4 separate regions of the Mus musculus genome follow, and all the other regions are linked to region 2. The links are chromatin contacts, found by Hi-C or POLR2A ChIA-PET in ENCODE. All regions are on one chromosome and are shown on one strand. Each heading gives the region's core, a stretch centred on a gene start or an enhancer-like site at or near the end of the contact. The rest is flanking DNA. Distances are from core to core; before and after follow the strand shown.

Region 1 (3,447 bases), core at 602-3,101, 570 kb before region 2:
AGATATTCACTAGCCCTACATCTGACAGAGAGCTAATAGCCAAAATATGTAAAGAACTCAAGAAATTAAACATCAACAACCCAAATAACTCAATTAAAAAAAATGGGGTATAGAGCTAAATAGAGAATTCTCAACAGAGGAATCTCGAATGGCCAATGAACACCTAAAGGAATGTTCAACAGTTAGTCATCAGGGAAATGCAAATCAAAATGATTCTGAGATTTATACCCATCTCAATGGCTAAGATTAAAAAAAACCAAAGGACAGCACATGCTGGCGAGGTTGTGGAGCAAGGGGAAACACTCCTCATTTCTGGTGGGAGTGCAAACTTGTACAACCACTCTGGAGATCGATTTGGTAGTTTCTCAGAAAACTGGGAATAATTATACCCCAAGACCCAGCTATGCCACTCCTAGGCATATACCCAAGAGCACTTGCTCAACTATGTTCACAGCAGCTTTATTCATAATAGCCAGAAACTGGAAACTCAGCCACTAAAAACAAGGATATCTATCATGAGCTGCACAGTCAAATGGATGGAACTAGAAATTATCATCCTGAGCGAAGTAACCCAGAACCAAAAGGACATGCATGGTATGTCCTCACTTATATGTAGGTATTAGCCATAAAATACAAGATAACTATACTATAGTCAACAGACCCAAAGAAGTCAAATAACAAGGAGGACCCAAGGGAGAATGGCTGAATCTTTCTCAGACAGGGAAACAAAATGGATATTGGAGGTCAATGGAAGGAGGGAACTGTGTGGGAGAGGGGATGGGAAGAGGAGCAGAGGGAGGAGGTGGGATCAGAGGTAGAGAAAGCAGGGTAGAGAAGGGAAATGGGTGGGGTGGGAGGGGGCTCCACCCAGCAGCCGACAGAAAGAGATGCAGAGACTCACTCCCAAATATTAGATGGAGCTTGGGAGTCTTATGGAAGAGTTGGGAGGAAGATTGAAGGACCAGAGTAGGATAGAGGTTCCACAGGAAGACAAACAGAGACAACTGTCCTGGACCCTTATGGGCTACCGGAGAGTGATTTACTAACTAAAGAGCAAGCACAGGTTGGACCTGGGCCCCTGAACATATGTAGCAGATGAGCAGCTGGGTCTTCATGTGGGTTCTCCAAGCAACTGGAGCAAGGGCTGAACCTCTTGCCTTGTCTGGCCTAGTCCTCCAGGGAGTTGATGAGCAAAGGTCTGGGGGCAGGCAGTTAACACCCAGAGGGGGATTTTCCAGTCTCAAAAGAGAAGGTAGAATGGGTGGAGGACTTCCGTGAGGAGTACTAGGAGGAGAAGGAGGGATGATATTGGGTTGTAAAGTGAATAAATAAATTTAATAATGCTTAGGATTGTTATCTAAGGCAAACTCTAAACTGTCCCATCTGAGACTTCCATTTTCCGTTTCTTTCATTTCTTTTGGAATCTAACAGGCACTCGGCCTCAAGGTTGTCATGGGGATTTTTCTTTCTTTCTTTCTTTCTTTTTTTTTTAACTAGAAAAGTATTTCTTTTTGAGCACTGCTTGTCCTTCTGGCTACCTAGTTTAGCTCCTTCATCTTGGCTGGCTATTTGCAGTTTGATTTTTCACAGGGGTTTCCTTGTGCATACAGAAGCTGCTAGACTACTTGGGTATACATTATAACAGTGAGGGGAAAAAGTAAAAGAGTTTAATAAGCAGAGGTATTAACGGCTTTCAAATGAGTTGGCAATATATCCTCTCTCCCCTTCCTCCATCGCCACACCAAGAGGCACCTGCAAACAACAACAGTGATGACGGATGATCTGGAAGTGCCTTGCAGGGCCCATCCATCACACGCAAACTCAGGTCCGTGCCGCTTGGCTTGTGCTAAATGTGGCCTCGGAGACTAGAGTTTGGCTGCGCTCCAAGGCCCCTCTCTGGCTTCTGTCTTGCTGTTTTTATATATGATCTGCAGGTGTTACTGATATAATTTGTCCAAGAATTATGTCTGATGTCATGCTTACGAGTCTAGATTTTCGGGGGGTCAGTATGGTAGTATAGGAGAAGCCCCACCCCCACCCCGAAACGCACTCCCTGGTGATTGCATAATTAACAGCCTAGAAATAGCTTCGCGTGCCTGTTGCTGAGATGTGAACATATGGTTATCACTAATTTGGAATCGCCTTTGAGAACTAATTCAATTTGGAATAAGAGATCTAACCAGCATTTAGCATCAAACATATGATTATAATTTTAGAATTATGGAGAGAAGACTCAATCTCTTGGGCATTTTAGAGAGAAGACATCTTTTCAAAGGGTGGGGGAAGGGCTGGATGCTGGATGCTGGACAAGCAGATGCCACAGGTTGAAATGAAGACTTTTATTTGTTTATTATTTATATTAATTAATTAAGTAATTACCATAGAGCCAGTCTGTAGCTAAGAATCCTGCCTGCTGGGATGACAGGAACACACCCTCATGTGTACCTCCTGATGAACTTTAGTCACAGTCAGTGAAAGTGTTCCCTGTGGCTAATGCATTGATTTGTATAACCGTGCATTTAGGGCCTTTCTGTTTTTTCCCCCTTCTCTGTAAAATACTAGTTGGTTGCTTGGCTGAATCAAGCTGCACCAGTAAGGAAGGATGTTTTCTGAAATACATTGTTTCCATGGTCATATTTCTCAAAGATAAAATAGGTTCTTTTGTCACATATGACTACAAAATTGCTTCATTTGGGAATTTCACTGCATTAGACTTAGAATATGGAAAAAGTCAGAGAAAATTAAATAAAGTAATACCACACCATTTAAGTCCATGTGTAACATTTTGTGTATATGTATGTATACAATGTGTGAGTGTGTATGTGTGTGCGTGTTTGTGTGTGTGATTTCCTTATAGCTAAATGAATACAGGAGGAGAAAAGGCTTTGAGATTTATGAAGTTGACAGGGGATTCTTGTCTCTTCCAAAGAGCCACGAAGAGCCTGTGAAGAATGCAACCAAGCTGAGTTAAATGAAAAAGGAGCCAGGGCATTAGACTGGATGTGTCCACTTCTGTCACTAAAATAATTCATTTTCATTTTCACCGCTCTTGTTCTCAATGTGAAGGAGAAAAACCCCACACCTTTTTAAAAAATATTTTTATTAGGTATTTTCCTCATTTACATTTCCAATGCTATCCCAAAATTCCCCCATACCCTGCCCCCCACTCCACTACCCACCCACTCCCCCTTTTTGGCCCTGGCGTTCCCCTGTACTGGGGCATATAAAGTTTGCAAGTCCAATGGGCCTCTTTTTCCAGTGTTGGCCGACTAGGCCATCTTTTGATACATATGCAGCTAGAGACAAGAGCTCCGAGGTACTGGTTAGTTCATATTGTTGTTCCACCTATAGGGTTGCAGTTCCCTTTAGCTCCTTGGGTACTTTCTCTAGCTCCTCCATTGGAGGCCCTGTGATCTATCCAATAGCTGACTGTGAGCATCCACATAT
Region 2 (3,247 bases), core at 445-2,944:
TTCTTTATTTTATTTTTTATTAGATATTTTCTTTATATAAATTTCAAATGCTATCCTGAAAGTTCCCTATATCCTCCCCCCGCCCTGCTCCCCTACCCACCCACTCTGCTTCTTGGCCCTGGCATTCCCCTGTACTGGGGCATATAAAGTTTGCAATACCAAAGGGCCTCTCTTCCCAGTGATGGCCAACTAGGCCATCTTCTGTGTAGGCAAATTCTTTTTTTTTCTTTTCTTTTCCATTTTTTTATTAGGTATTTAGCTCATTTACATTTCCAATGCTATACCAAAAGTCCCCCGTAGCCACCCACCCCCACTCCCCTACCCACCCACTCCCCCTTTTTGGCCCTGGCGTTCCCCTGTACTGGGGCATATAAAGTTTGCGTGTCCAATGGGTAGGCAAATTCTTAAATGTGATGTGGGTAGCAGCCTGCTTTTGTCTTTATTAGATACCAAGAGTACCAGAAACATTAGTACCTGAATTGTGTACTGAGATCTCTTCTTTTAGAATGGGCGTCACCTTTAAACGTGACTGCATTTGTTTAACATAAACTGTGAATTTCATTTTTTCCCTCTGCTTCCAAAACTCACAGTAATACACTACCAAATTTAGAATTTGACAACAGACTAAGTTCTTGGTTAAGAAAAAGCATTTTGTTGCCAGAATAGCTGCAAAAGGGATCTTTAGGGCAAGAAGGGTGGGTGGCTACAGGTTCCTGAACTACAAAATAAGACATATTTTGGGAGCAAAATTTAAAAAGTCCATGAGTTCTTGAACGTTTTTATGAAGACAAAACACGGGGCTATCATCCTTTCTTATCTGGGAAGGCTGAGCCATTATCACTTTTTTCTTGAGCAGCTTCCATAGTGGTTTCTACTCCAAGGATCTACATTTTTACATCTAACAAACCATAGACTTCATTTGAGTTTCTCCAGCCTATCAGAAGCGTTAGAAGGCGGTGGACTGGCTGAATGACCTACATAGGCTCTGCCTTGCAAGGACTGCCAGAGATCACCCGGTATGCGCCCTCCTCACAGAACACTCCTTTTCCTCTAGATCCCGCCTTGGTTCCTGGAGGCAGCCGTGCCAGGCTTTTGCAGGCGGCGGGCACTCGTTGCTCCAGCTCACCCTTTCACCCCTCCTTCACCCCGGGAGTGCCACGCCGGGTGGCGCGGTTTTTCTGACCACTAGGGAAGCTGGGCAGGCAAGGCCAGGAATTACAGGGCCTCCCCGCTTTGGCGAGCCCTCGCATCTGCATCTTCCTGAACCCAGCCACTGTCCTGAAGCTCTAGTGGATTCGAAAGAGGCAGGGTCTCGCAGGCAGCCGGCTGGGCTCCAGAGAGGCCTGAACTTATTTCCCACCCCCCACCCCCATCCCCATTTGAACTCCCTGCTTCGGGCCTGGGCGACGCCCCGCAGGCGAGCCAGCCCCAAGCACGCAGAGTTAGAGCGCTCCGTAGCGGAGGGCGCGCGCCGTCCAGTCGCCCGGGGCATCCCCGAGCCGGGGGCGGGGGCGAGGGCAGCGAGGGGTGCGGGGTAGGGTCGGCAGCACAGAGCGTAGCTCCTAGACCTTGGTAGCCCTCCCGGAGACTGGCAGAGGCGGAGGGCGCGGCTCGGGCGCTGGGGGGCGGGGTCTCGGGCGTTGATTGGTGTGTATCTGGGGGCGGGGCGCAGGGGCGGGCCCGGGGTGGGGCTGGCGCCTGGCGCTGGAGCTGCGCCGCTCAGGGAGAGGAGTAGCTAGCAGCTGGAGCCGAGTTGGAGGAAGCAGCGGCAGCGGCAGCGGCAGCGGTAGCGGTGAGGACGGCTGTGCAGCCAAGGAACCGGGACAGCGAAGCGACGGCAGGTCGCAGCTGGATCGCAGGAGCCTGGGAGCTGGGAGCTTCAGAGGCCGCTGAAGCCCAGGCTGGGCAGAGGAAGGAAGCGAGCCGACCCGGAGGTAGGCGGCGGCGGGTCCCGGTGTGCCCGGGAGGGGGAAGCGGTGCGAACGCGCACGGCCGCTGCTCTTCCTGTCACCGGCAGCCACTTCTGCTGCCGAGCCACTCAAGGGGAAGCGAGCAGGCTGCCAGCTCCCAGTCGCCAGCATCTCTCGGCCACTTGGAAGCCTTCTCCGGCCAGTGACCAGCTTGCTTGGTCGCAGCCACCTCCTGCTCTCATTTCCTTCGTGCCACCCCGGGCGGGCTGTGCTCGTTACCCGGAGCGTTCGGTCCTGGAGTTGCCAGCGGTCACCGGCTCCCCTCCTCCTCCGTCACCTCACGCTTCCGAGGGTCCCCGATCGCCCTGCAGCTTTCCGAAGCCGGGAGCGCGCGAGGAGAGTGCCTGGATCGCTGCCTTTGCGTTAGCGCGGCGTACCCTCCAGGCCCGGAGCCCCAGCCGGGGTCTCCGGCCAGGCTGGGCCATGGTGGTCCCCGGAGCTCGCCCCCAGCCCCCGCCCTCCGAAGTTTGCCTCCCTCCTCTTCCGGGGTGGGGGAAGTGCTCCTCGGGGCGGTCGGTGGCTGGGGCTCTAGCTCGGCGTCTGGCGCCCGCCGGGCTTGGGCAGGTTGCTGGAGGCATAATGAGTGGGATCCTGGCACCGCCCGGAAATCCAGCTTTTCCTAACGCGGGGCGACCCTGGAAGGACCTGCCCAGCACTAAGCTGCCGGCCAGGGAGAACCGGCCCGCGTGCAAGCCAGAGCTAAAATATCTGGGGGAATTGTCTGCAAGCTACTTCCTTCCCAAAGGCAGAAACTGCCCGGCAGATCACGAGACAAAGAGAATAGAAACGCTCTGACCAGGCACGCATGTACAGAAATGCATTTTAGTAACCAGCTTTCGCGCACAATAACGCAAGGGTGTGAGCGGAGTGGCTGTGACATGTTGAATGCTGTGTGCCGGCACTGTATTCAGGGGAATTCTGCTCCTGGCGCTAGTAATACCGGAAAGGTCTCACTTCCACCGTTAATTCTTGAAGAAGCTGCAGGCTCTATTGCTGTACTGGTGTGAATTTATGCTTTATTTAGGGGTTTCATGATTTTAGGACTTAATTTTCCCCCTTTTCTTTTCCTGTCTTTTTCCTCTTTGTCAGACAGTGTGAAATAGGAAAGGATGAAGCAGTTCCGGGTTTTAAGTGTAGCATGAGATTGTCATTTCAGTGAGATCGAGTTTCAAGTTTTAGGTGGTAGGGTTACTCACAAAGCTGGTTGACCTAGGCTCCTTGTGCAAGCCTCTCTTAATATTTCATTAGCTTGTGTTCCATGTTGGGCATTTGAAAGA
Region 3 (3,305 bases), core at 506-3,005, 810 kb before region 2:
TAAGATTGAGGACATGGGATGAATCCCCAGGTTGGGCAGTCTCTAGATGGCCCTTCCTTCAGTCTCTGCTCCACACTTTGTCTCTGTAACTCCTTCCATGGGTATTTTGTTCCCCCTTCTAAGAAGGACAGAAGTATCCACACTTTGATCTTCCTTCTCCTTGAATTTCATGTGTTTTGCGAATTGTTTCCCGAGCTTCTGGGCTAATATCCACTTATCACTGAGTTCGTATCATGTGTGTTCTTTTGTGATTAGGTTACCTCACTCAGGATGATATCCTCCAGATCCATCCATTTGCCTAAGATTTTCATAAATCCATCATTTTTAATAGCTGAGTAGTACTCCATTATGTAAATGTACACATTTTCTGTATCCATTCCTCTGTTGAGGGAGATCTGGGTTCTTTCCAGCTTCTGGCTATTATAAATAAGGCTGCTATGAGCATAGTAGAACATGTGTCCTTATTACCTGTTGGAGCATCTTCTGGGTTTATGCCCAGGAGTGGTATTGTTTGGTCCTCTGGTACTCAGACACTATTGTGGAGGCCAACAAGAGCTTGCTGACAGGTGACTGATATAACTGTTCCCTGAGAGGCTCTGCCAGTGCCTGACAAATACAGAAGGAGATGCTCACAGCCATCCATTGGACTGAGAACAGGGTCCCCAATGAAGGAGCTAGAGAAAGGACCCAAGAAGTTGAAGGGGTTTATAGCTTCATAAGAGGAACAACAATTTGAACTAATCAGTACCCCCAGAGCTCCCTGGGACTAAACCACCAACCAAAGAGTACACATGGTAGGACTCATGGCTCCAGCTGCATATGTAGCAGAGGATGGCCTACTCGGTCATCAATGCTAGGAGAGCCTCTTGGTTCTGTGAAGGCTCTATGCCCCAGTATAGGGGAATGCCAGGGCCAGGAAGTGGGAATGGGTGGGTTGGTGAGCAGGGGGAGGGAAGAGGGGATAAGGGGGGATTTTGGAGGGAGACCAGGAAGGGGGACAACATTTGAAATGTAAATAAAGAAAATATCTAATAAAAAAGATTGAAAAGGACAATACAAGTAGATTTGGCCAATGGATTTTGAGCAAAATGACATGTGTCACTCTTAAAAGTTGTATTATTTTATGTCAGCGAGAGACCCTGCAGAGCTGTCCCTTCTCTCTTGAGAATATGTAAAATGGGGATTTGACTCTTATAAACAGAGCCATTCTATCAACAGATGATAAGAAATAAGAATTGCTTGGTTACTATGGTTTTAGAGTTGTTATTACAGTGAAATTTAGCCAATTTGGGCAATTTATCTTAATGTGTCTGCTTCCTTCTCCTTATATTGTTTGAGGTAAAATACAGACTTGAGAGCATTTAAGAGCTGAGTTCTTGGCTTTTTTTTTTTTTTTTTAGAATATTCCTGGGAATTCCTTGTCCAGTTCATGGTCTCATGGGCATCATTAGTATAGCCCCAAACCTACATGCATGTTAAGACAAAATATGTTCAACCTCTTGAGCCTATGTCAGCAGGTGTGCCAACATTGCTTGTAAGCCTCCAACGAGTCCAAATATGTGACTCAGAAGCAAGGGTTAACTCGCTCACAAGAAAAGGCTTTCTGCATGCTTTGTTTCCATCTTCTTCTAGAACATGGCCTCAATGGCTGACCTACTGACTCCCCCTTCCCTGGCAAGCCGTGCACTAGCGGACTGCCCACCAACCAGGCAATTGAGTTGTTGCGGCCTGGCCATCCTGTCAGGGTGCTCTGGGCTTTGGAGCAGAGCACTGTGATCAGCAGACTTTTAGCACAAGGCTTCGTTTATTCAGAGCCCACTGTTGGCAGTGCAGTGAACTGCTCTTTTGTGAGACTTAGGGGGTCACAATTGGTTTTCTGTTCCCTGATGGACATAATAAAGAGGCAGGGTGGCCTCTTTCCCCTTGTCCAGGACAAGGAGTTGGGAGCTCTGCCTTCTGCCTTCAGCTCCCCCACTAAGGGACTTTCCCCAGCCACCTTGCCAAGCCTCTGTGACTCAGCCACTTTCTTTGGGAATTGAGGATGATCTGATTTATTCAAGAGCTGTGAGGCATGCTTGAAAAGGCCGTTGAAAACTGCAGCTTGTGTAGAATGGCTGGCCATCTTCTATGGTTTGGAAACTGGCACAGAGGTTGGGGAATTTCCCTTTCTTGTGTGGAGGTCTGTGGTTTTCTGTGCAGAAAAGTAGGGCTGGCCTGGTGTAACATTCCCCTGATCCCTCCTACTTCCTCTTGGGACCTGTGCCCTGTGATCAGAGCCTGTGCCCTTTGTCAGAAGGCTGTCAGAAGCCATATGCCCCACCATGCTAAGCTGCTGCTTCTCCTAGCTTTCAGAAAAAGTCACTTCTAATTTTAAGAATTAGAGCAATGTTTTAGACAGAAGGAAACGCAGTATGTGAAACGTTACACAGAGAAACAGTTACCCTTGAACACAACAGAGGACATAGAAGCACAAACAAGCCAGTTCCCACACAGAACTTTAAAGGATCAGCTCTAATGGGCTAGAGGGACACACAGCCACTAACTGCTTGGTTGTTGTCTTTCTAGCAGGGATCTGCCACAGTAGAACTAAAGCTACATAGTTGCTCTAAGGAATAGAGTTGATAACTAAAGAAAGGAAGGAAAACAGAAAGAACCTCTTAATAGTCTGTAATAGTGAGACAATCACCCAACTAATGACCTGTAATATTCAAGTAAATTCTGGCTTCTCATTAACCGGGGGTTGCATCTGCTGTGCAGTCTCAGTTAAAGAGAAAACAAAGTCTTTAGCTGAATAAGCAGGAAGTTATTACCTTCCATAGGTACCCTGGAGTCCAACGATAAATAAAATTACTACTATATAAAATTATTGGAATGTTACATTAAGTAAATGGAAAGTAATGTTGCATATGATATATTTACTGAAGATATTTTGTACATAGCAAAAAAAACTTTATAAAAGCTATTTAGATATTTTAAAATGTGCCCAGAGTGAGGCACAGTGAAATTCATGATAATATTTGAAACCCATAGGGTTTTATAATATAATTTACAATTAGAAAGGAAACAAGACAAGTCATAATAAGGTCCCAGTGTGTGTCTATGGGTAGAGGCATAGCACTCTGCTTTCTTTTCTTCCCATCAGCAGGCACAGCGACCTGTATGTAGCAAGTGTTGAACTTTCATCAGTGGTGGTTTAGTTGAGTTATATCCAATCCATCAGGAACAGGCTTTCTGCCAATGAATCTATGTAGATGTAATGACTAGGAAATATACAATCATTTCTGTCCTTGGCTTTACACCCCATG
Region 4 (3,603 bases), core at 745-3,244, 830 kb before region 2:
TGCATATGATTTTTGGGTGAGCGAAGGCAAAAAAAGCAACAGTTCTGCTCTGTTTGAGACATGGAAGGTTGGAAAGGATCTTGGAGTGTAGCTTATGGTGTGATTAGACTGAATGCTTTCATGCTGAGTTTTCACCAAACTGTCACATGATCTCTGAGACTGCTCAATAGTTTTATTGGTCATGGGCAACACTTTAGGAAGCAAATAAGCAGAGCCTTATCGTCAGTCAGGATGCTCAGAAGGGCCCAGGCCCAAGGCTCCAAGGACAGTCTAGCCTGCATGTGTCCTCTGCCATTGCCACCTGTTTCTGTTTCATCCAATGGTAAGCTGATTTTCTATGCACCGTCTACTCACAGGTGGGTGGAGCAGCACAGCATTGTGCAGGTGATTGCAGCCTGGAGGGAGGGAGGGAAGGAGGGAGGGAGGGCACACAGGTGGGGTTTTTGGAGCTGCTAATAGTGACTGAGAACTTGCTCTTCTTACTGGATCTCTCCCTGCCTCTGTAACACAATGCTCCTCAACACAGAACAACTTGGAAACATAGGAACTTCAAAGACAACTGCATTTGATCTTTGTGATGTCTTGTTTCTAACTTTATGTTTTTGCCTCTGCCGCCATTTCTTCTTCCCCAATCCTCATGTGCATACACACATGCATGTACATACACACAGACCCATGTTTCCAATGTATGATCAAGACCTAGTCAGTCAGGACTGTCATATCAAATTACACAAAGTGTGACGATGTAAGACATACAGGTTATCAGAAGGATAGTATGTACTAAGAAGAGAAATGTTCCTTCAGAGTCCTGGATCCTGTTGCTCCTGTATGCTGATCTCATTAATCCCAGGAATGGTTTGTACTTATATCCCCTGGGCCACCTTTTAAGCCAAAACCACAGTGGTTGGTTCTATAGAAAATAAAAATCCATTTATTTATTAATATTAAATGCTGTCTGATTCCTACATGCCACTGGATGATGAGAGAGAAAAAGATTTACCACTTGCCATGTCACTAATTAGGCATGTGGTCTTGGGCACATTCAGTGACCTGACTGAATGTCTACTGTTGCCTCTTGTTCTGAGAATCAAGGAACTGCATGTAAAGATAATGCATGAGGGATAGCTTACATAGGTGGCAGACATGATTCCAGGAGGGACGTTCTCTCCATGACAATAATGATCAGAGTGAAGAGTGAGAAAGGAGTAGGTGAGACAACATCTTCAGGACATGAGCAGAAGCCAGACCTGGGCTACACTGGGCTACCCTGGGCCACTCTGGGATACCCCAGGCAAATGGTTGATTCTCTGAATGTTTCTGTTTCTTTATTCCTTTTTAAACAGGGCGCTATTTGGAGTTCTTATTGTTTGGGTAACAATTTATCATTTTTTCAGAGTCATCTCCTCTGCATGCTTACTTAGCTCTATATGGGAGGCCTGTAGAAAGGTCAGCATATGCTAATTTGCATAAGTCCTTGGGTAGCTGGCTGTCCTGTGAACTGCCATCAATGAGAAGATTTGGACTAGGGCCCAACTGATCTTTTGGAATCTTTTCAACACTAGGACAGTGCATTTATAGGTACCATAAAAATGGCCTTTCTAAATGTCTTTGTTCATACACAAGAATCACATTGTAAACACCACATGAGCTGGACTTACCTTAGTAAATACATCACTGAAAAAGAAAAAAAAAAGAAATATATCATCGTATTTCTTATAGCTGACACAGTAAACTCTTAGAAACATTGTGTATGACAGAGAGACAGAGGGTGTTCTCCACACACTGAGGTAGGTAGCCCTGGCATAAGTGACTGGTTCTTCCATCTGGTTTACCTCTAACCCTTCTGGATGAAGACACCAGAATGAAACACCAATTTCTTTCTTTCCCTTGCCAGTAGGATTTTGCAGGGTTCTTGCTGTATTGTGCATTGAGAGCCTTCATTAGCAATGCAATCGCTTCAGAAGGTGACACATGACTCATACAAGGTCTAGAAATAGCACTGTGGAAAATTGCTTTTATGTAATCTTTCTCGGCGTGTCATTTGGTGAGTGCTTATCATCCCAGCAGAAACAAGTGGGAAAGATCACATCTTGTGGGGCCTCCGGGGATGCGCTGGCTCTCAGAGTCAGGCCACTGCCTCACAGGCCTCTGCAAACCACTAGAAGTTTGGGAGCATTTTAGGTACAATAGAGTAGGTGAGGGGTCAATCTGCAAAGTCAGAACCAACCTTGGGTTTCAGTTCTATTGCATTTAGTACATGGGCTTCAATCAGGAGCTGCTCTTCTTCCTCCTCCTCCTCCTGCTCCTCCTCCTCCTCCTTCTTCTTTTGGTTCAAAATTAAATTTTAAATGTTTTGAAGTTGTGGTAATCTATACTTAACATGAAATCAATCAGTCCAGTTAGGTAAAGTACATATACATTATTGTGCTACCATCGTTACCATCCAGCCATCTGTTTCTGGATCTTTCTCTCTTCCTAACTTAGACTCTGTACTTACTAACCAGTAACTCTCCTCTCATTTCCTCTTTCCAAGAAGCCATCCTTTGTTGGTTGGATTTTGACCCTTCTGGGTATCTCAGGAAGTGAAGTCATGTAATAGTTGTCCTTTTGTGATTGGCTTACTTAACTTTGAGCACAACATGGTTCCCAACAACCTGTAGCATGTGTCAGAACTGAGCACTGGTAAGCAGAACCCCATTGGATTAGGCGCCACATATCATTTATCCATTCATCTATTTCATGGACACTGAGTTGCTCCTGCCTTTCAGTTATTATGACAAATGTTTCTGGGAATATGAATGTAACAGTTTTAATCGTTTCCTGTTCCCATTGTAAAAAAAAAACCAAACTCTTAAAATTAAAAGGAAAGGTCCCCAGATAAGTATGTAAACAATCTAGAAGGAGAAAGGACAGAAGCAGGTGGTCGCCCCCATCCTAGGATAGTCACAGGCAAAGTTGGGGAGGGGAAAGGAGTAGGCCTGGTTGTAAACAAGGGCAGACAACTGCATGAGTGAAAGCAGATTTTTTAAACACTCATTGGAGGTGTCACAGGCAGCTTGGAAGGGACTTTGAGAAGCTAGGCCAGGAGCCTGTGGAGGTGGCTTGTATGTAAGATGGCTTTCTATGAAAACAGGGTGGACCTGAGTCTGAATCTCCAGTAAGCACACAAAAAAGCTGTGCATGACTGTGCATGCCTGTCCCTTTAGCACTGGGGTGGAGACAGACAGATCCTGAGAGTTCTCTGACCAGCCAGCTTGGCCCAAACTGGTGAGCTTTTGATTTATGGAAAGGCCCTGTCTCAGGAAATAAGGTGGGTAAAAGTAGAGGAAGAAATCTGATTGGCTTTGGCCAATGCATTTGATGGGCATGTCTGCATTGGTATAGTATGTGCTGCTCTCACATGCACACACACACCCGGGGCAGGGTAAGTGGTTCTGGGAAACAAAGAAAGCACGCAGAGGAAGCACACAGGTTGTCCCCTCCATTTCTGGATGAGTTCCTACCATACCAGTTCTGCTGCTTGTCTGGCTATGGTCCAGGTACAACATAAGTGTAAGTATAAGAACACTCTTATGACATCAGAGACTTCTGGGCATGGAGCTG

Evidence for each region. Hi-C counts contacts between places; a loop is a spot of excess contacts on that map. ChIA-PET counts read pairs that join two places held with the same protein, here RNA polymerase II (POLR2A).
Region 1: a map of left cerebral cortex shows a loop between it and region 2 (2.1-fold over the local background). The contact joins the enhancer-like site here to the promoter of Pik3r1 in region 2. A Hi-C loop is called at or near these places in 5 of 37 maps with a recorded cell type or tissue (gastrocnemius, heart and left cerebral cortex).
Region 3: a loop to region 2 is called in a map of left cerebral cortex, with 18 times the contacts of the local background. The contact joins the enhancer-like site here to the promoter of Pik3r1 in region 2. A Hi-C loop is called at or near these places in 1 of 37 maps with a recorded cell type or tissue (left cerebral cortex). POLR2A ChIA-PET finds 5 or more read pairs at or near these places in 1 of 5 experiments (Patski).
Region 4: a loop to region 2 is called in a map of T-helper 2 cell, with 2.2 times the contacts of the local background. The contact joins the enhancer-like site here to the promoter of Pik3r1 in region 2. A Hi-C loop is called at or near these places in 1 of 37 maps with a recorded cell type or tissue (T-helper 2 cell). POLR2A ChIA-PET finds 5 or more read pairs at or near these places in 1 of 5 experiments (Patski).

The regions. Positions count from the first base shown.
Region 1 is chr13:102,332,836-102,336,282 of GRCm38, reverse strand. No RefSeq gene overlaps it. Among named protein-coding and RNA genes, the nearest start is that of Gm36703, 15 kb to the left of the region's middle. Within about 2 kb of position 1,851, at least 2 of the 3 ENCODE cell types and tissues checked have a DNase peak (open chromatin) inside an H3K27ac peak, as active enhancers do; they include gastrocnemius and left cerebral cortex, where a contact is called at or near this core.
Region 2 is chr13:101,766,664-101,769,910 of GRCm38, reverse strand. It overlaps Pik3r1 (phosphoinositide-3-kinase regulatory subunit 1), which reads left to right and starts at 1,694. Exons shown (of 16, transcript NM_001077495.2): 1 at 1,694-1,934.
Region 3 is chr13:102,572,274-102,575,578 of GRCm38, reverse strand. The region is part of intron 1 of Gm29927 (a long non-coding RNA gene); the gene reads left to right. Among named protein-coding and RNA genes, the nearest start is that of Gm29927, 18 kb to the left of the region's middle. Within about 2 kb of position 1,755, at least 2 of the 3 ENCODE cell types and tissues checked have a DNase peak (open chromatin) inside an H3K27ac peak, as active enhancers do; they include left cerebral cortex, where a contact is called at or near this core.
Region 4 is chr13:102,594,221-102,597,823 of GRCm38, reverse strand. No RefSeq gene overlaps it. Among named protein-coding and RNA genes, the nearest start is that of Gm29927, 3.7 kb to the right of the region's middle. Within about 2 kb of position 1,994, at least 1 of the 3 ENCODE cell types and tissues checked has a DNase peak (open chromatin) inside an H3K27ac peak, as active enhancers do.